Linked DNA regions of Homo sapiens: region 1 is linked to region 2. Evidence: read pairs that join two places in POLR2A ChIA-PET (ENCODE). Cell type or tissue: HCT116. All regions are shown on one strand. Region 1 overlaps TMEM25 (transmembrane protein 25). Region 2 overlaps LOC100131626 (a long non-coding RNA gene).

Region 1 (2,500 bases), 120 kb after region 2:
TTGATGGTTTTTCTCTCAGCATGTCTCCTCCACCACGGGACCCCAGCCCTGACCAACCCATGGTTGCCTCATCAGCAGGAAGGTGCCCTTCCTGGAGGATGGTCGCCACAGGCACATAATTCAACAGTGTGGAAGCTTTAGGGGAACATGGAGAAAGAAGGAGACCACATACCCCAAAGTGACCTAAGAACACTTTAAAAAGCAACATGTAAATGATTGGAAATTAATATAGTACAGAATATATTTTTCCCTTGTTGAGATCTTCTTTTGTAATGTTTTTCATGTTACTGCCTAGGGCGGTGCTGAGCACACAGCAAGTTTAATAAACTTGACTGAATTCATTTACATATCTCTGCTTCATTTCTTCTATTAATATGTTTTTGTTTTTGTTTTATTTTGTTTCGTTTGAGATGGAGTCTCACTCTGTCGCCCAGGCTGGAGTGCAGCGGCGCGATCTTGGCTCACTGCAACCTCCGCCTCCCAGATTCAAACGATTCTCCTGCCTCAGCCTCCCAAGTAGCTGGGACTGTAGACGCCTACCACCACGCCCATCTAATTTTTATATTTTTAGTAGAGATGGGGTTTTACCATGTTGGCCAGACTGGTCTCGAACTCCTGACCTCAAGTGATCTGCCCACCTCGGCCTCCCAAAGTGCTGGGAGTACAGGTGTGAGCCACCACACCCAGCCTTCTAATATGCTTTTCTTTTCTTTTTTTTTTTTGAGACAGAGTTTTGCTCATGTTGCCCAGGCTGGAGTGCAATGGCGTGATCTCGGCTCACCGCAACCTCTGCCTCCTGGGTTCAAGTGATTCTCCTGCCTCAGCCTTCCAAGTAGCTGGGATTACAGGCATGCACCACCATGCCCAGCTAATTTTGTATTTTTAGTAGAGATGGGGTTTCTCCATGTTGGTCAGGCTGGTCTTGAACTCCCGACCTCAGGTGATCCACCCGCCTCAGCCTCCCAAAGTGCTGGGATTACAGGCATGAGCCACACTGCGCCCGGCCTAATATGTTTTTTAAATGAAGTTTTCCAGTCTCACAGTGGAAAAAATATAGCAAGCACCTGTATACCCACCACTCAACTCTGACATTACCAAATGTGCTTCAGAAAAATAAATAATATTTCTTTAATTATAGTGTTCCCAATGGCCGGATTGGCATTTTCTATTTCAGGGGCTCTTGGCTATAACTAGCATCTGATTCTCACTTGGTCCTCACTCAGCTGCTTCTTCCCACCTCAGGACTGGGCTAAAGTATGCTGAGCCCCTTTGTCCTGCCCTTGGGAACAGAAGGCTCAGACTGGGATGTGATTTTTTTTTGTACAAAGTTATGAGGTTCATTGAAATTTTGTAACATATCTATGTATGTATGTGTATATACAGAGAGAGCGCAAGAGAGCACGTGTGTGTGTGTCTTGCTCTATGACTCAGGCTGGAGTGCAGTGGTGCAATCATAGCTCACTGCAGCCTTGAACTCCTGTGTTCAAGGGATCCTCCCACCTCAGCCTCATGACTAGTTGGAACTGCAGGTGTGTGCCATTGTGCTCAGCTAATTAAAAAAATTTGGAGGGGGCAGGCATGGTGGCTCACGCCTGTAATCCTAGCACTTTGGGAGGCCGAGGCGGGTGGATTGCCTGAGCTCAGAAGTTCGAGACCAGCCTGGGCAACATGGTGAAACCCCATCTCTACTAAAATATAAAAAATTAGCCTGGCATGGTAGCATGTGCCTGTGGTCCCAGCTACTCGGGAGGCTGAGGCAGGAGAAATGCTGGAACCCAGGAGGCAGAGATTGCAGTGAGCCGAGATCGCGCCAATGCACTCCAGCCTGGATGACAGAGCAAGACTCCGTCCAAAAAAAAAAAATTCGTAGAGACAGGGTCTCACTCTATTGCCCAGGCTGGTGTGACATGTGTATAATGTGTAGTAATCAGGTTAGGATATTCAAGGTGTCCATTACCCAAGTACAATACACTTTTGTTAACTATACTCACCCCACTCTGCTATCAAGCATTGAATTTATTCCAACTATATGTTTGTACCCTTTAACTCACTTCTTTTGTTTATCCCACATTTTCCTTCACCCACATTTTCTTCACCCATTCATCAGTTGATGGACACTTAGGTTGATTCTGGATATTTGCTATTGTGAATAGTGCAGCAATAAACATGAAAGTGCAGGCATCTCTTTGATATTTTGATTTCTTTTCCTTTTTGGAGATACCCGGAAGTAGGATTGCTGGATTGAATGGTAATCCTATTTTTAGTTTCTGAGAAATTACAGGCCGGGTGTGGTGACTCATACCTGTAACCCTAGCACTTTGGGAGGCCGAGGCGGGTGGATCGCTTGAACCCAGGAGTTCAAGACCAGCCTGGGCAACATGGTGAGAGTCCCATCTCTACAAAAACACAAAAATTAGCTGGGCGTGGTGGTGTGTACCTGTAGTGCCAGCTACTTGGGAGGCTGAGGCAAGAGGATCACTTCAGCCCAGGAGGCAGAGGA
Region 2 (2,500 bases):
GAGCACTGAGAGGTAAAGCCAGAGATGGTGGGGACCAGATTGTATTTTATGCCTGTTAAGGCTTGGACTTCTTTAAGGACATTGAATAGAAAGCCATTGAAAGATTTTGACAAGGCACAGTCCTGCCCTGAAGTAACTTGGGTAGTCTAACATCAGCAGGTAATTTCAATTCCATGTAACAAAAGCCAGAATAGAAACCTGCAAACTTGCATAGGGTTCATATAACAGTGCATGTGGTCCTACAATTTTCTCAGTATGTAAAAGTAGAAGTACTCATTTAGTAGTAGGCATCACGAGGAGAGAGAACATAATGGTTAAGTCAAAGCCAGTTATGCAAATATTTGTCACTGTGGTCCAAAGGTTTATTCCTAAGGAAACTGCTATCTATATATAAGTAAATGAGGCTTTTTGTTGAGGCTTTCATCATTTCAAAACTAATGTGGCCAAGTGCGGTGGCTCACGCCTATAATCCCAGCACTTTGGGAGGCCGAGGTGGGCGGATCACGAGGTCAAGAGATCAAGACCATCCTGGCCAACATGGTGAAACCCCATCTCTAATAAGAATACAAAAATTAGCTGGGCGTGGTGGCACATGCCTGTAGTCCCAGCTACTTGGGAGGCTGAGGCAGGAGAATCGCTTGAATCCAGGAGGCAGAGGTTGCAGTGAGCCGAGATGGCACCACTGCACTCCAGCCTGGCACAGAGCGAGACTCCGTCTCAAAAAAAAAAAAAAGCTAATGTGAGGCCGGGTGCGGTGGCTCACACCTGTAATCCCAGCACTTTGAGAGGCCAAGGCTGGCGGATCACCTGAGGTCAGGAGTTGGAGACCAGCCTGACCAACATAGTGAAACCCCATCTCTTCTAAAAATACAAAATTAGTCGGGCGTCGTGGCACATGCCTGTAATCCCAGCTACTTGGGAAGCTGAGGCAGGAGAATCTCTTGAACCTGGGAGGCGGAGGTTGCAGTGAGCCAAGATCATGCCATTGCACTCCAGCCTGGGCAACAAGAGCGAAACTTGGTCTCAAAAAAAAAAAAAAAAAAAAAAACTAATGTGAAACTGTCCACATTGCATATTCCATCCTTTTTTTTTTTTTTTTTTGAGACGGAGTCTCACTCTGTCGCCAGGCTGGAGTGCAGTGGTGCCATCTCGGCTCACTGTAACCTCTACCTCCTGGGTTCAAGAGATTCTCTTGCCTCAGCCTCCCAAGTAGCTGGGACTACAGGCGCGCACCAGCATGTCCAGCTCATTTTTTGTATTTTTAGTAGAGTCAGGGTTTCACCATGTTGGCCAGGATGGTCTCGATCTCTTGACCTCGTGATCTGCCCGCCTCAGCCTCCCGAAGTGCTGGAATTACAGGAGTGAGCCACCACGCCCGGCCTCATCCTTTGTTTTATACATCTCAGCATTGTTCTTAGATTAACAGTTTCTCCTCTTTTCCATTCATCTCTTACATACCTAAGTATTCTACCCTGATTTCTAAGGATAGCTCAATACTTTCTTTTTAAATATTTCATATTTGTATAACACTTTACCTTTTCAAAGCACTTGCACCAACTATCTCATTTAGCCCTCAACTTTCCTCTGAAGCACGTGCCATAAATGATATACCATTTAACAAGAGAGGAACTGAGCAGAAAACATAAAACAATTTGGCTAGGATCCCAAGAGCAATAAGTGGTGGCAGCATAAGCTGGGCCCAGGTCATGATCCTGTGTTGTAGTCTGTGCCCTGACTCTACCTGTGACCAGCTTGTGGATCCTGCTTTGTATTTCCACAGTTCCATTCTGTATTATATATTCTTGGTCCTGCTTTGCCCTACTATTAAGTTATTTAAGATTTCTTGTCTCATTAGATATCAACCTCCCTAATCTTATGTAAAGTGATAGGTAGTTTAGTAGGACTTACTATTTCCTAATTAGTGTGGTTTTTGTTTCTACTAGGACATAAGATTGTGATCACCCTTGTGATGAATTCAGTAACAGTTCCACCAGAGGTAATCCCTTAGCAGGGAACTTACACTAGACCTGTTTACCAAACAAAAGGCCCTGATATAATAAAATACTAACATGCAAAGCCCTTGGCAATCTCCCTTCTGCCTCATCTTAATCTCACTTAGCTGCCAACCATTGTTTCAGCCACCATTTCTAACCAATCCCCATAAAACCTAGCTTTAAATATCATGTTATTAGAGTGTGTATCCACTGTCCCTGATTGTTGCAATTTTCCACTAATCAGTTCATTCCCCTTTCTTTCTTTTTGTCTTTTGAGACAGGGTCTCGCTCTGTCGCCTGGGCTGGAGTATAGTGGCATGATCACAGCTTACTGCAGTCTCAACCTCCCAGGCTCAATCAAGATCCTCCCATCTCAGCTTCCCAAATAGCTGGAACTACAGGCGCATGCCACCACACACGGCTATTTTTTTGTAGAGACAGGGTAGCCACATTGCCCAAGCTGGTCTCAAACTCCTAGGCTGAAAGAATCCCCCACCTTGGCCTCC

The links. ChIA-PET counts read pairs that join two places held together with the same protein. Peaks named below come from ENCODE experiments on the same cell type or tissue, not always from the same donor. Only the 100,000 strongest peaks of a DNase experiment are listed, where the experiment ranks them.
Region 1: POLR2A ChIA-PET joins it to region 2 with 10 read pairs; 3 of 35 experiments call an interaction of 5 or more read pairs at or near these places.

What each region holds. Positions count from the first base shown.
Region 1 is chr11:118,535,489-118,537,988 of GRCh38, forward strand. It overlaps TMEM25 (transmembrane protein 25), which reads left to right. Exons shown (of 9, transcript NM_032780.4): 9 at 1-341. Among named protein-coding and RNA genes, the nearest start is that of TMEM25, 5.5 kb to the left of the region's middle. In HCT116, no CTCF peak of the experiment used is centred here; no DNase peak of the experiment used is centred here; H3K4me3 peaks cover 313 bases; H3K27ac peaks cover 834 bases.
Region 2 is chr11:118,411,439-118,413,938 of GRCh38, forward strand. All of the region lies in intron 3 of LOC100131626 (a long non-coding RNA gene), which reads right to left. Among named protein-coding and RNA genes, the nearest start is that of ATP5MG, 11 kb to the left of the region's middle. In HCT116, no CTCF peak of the experiment used is centred here; no DNase peak of the experiment used is centred here.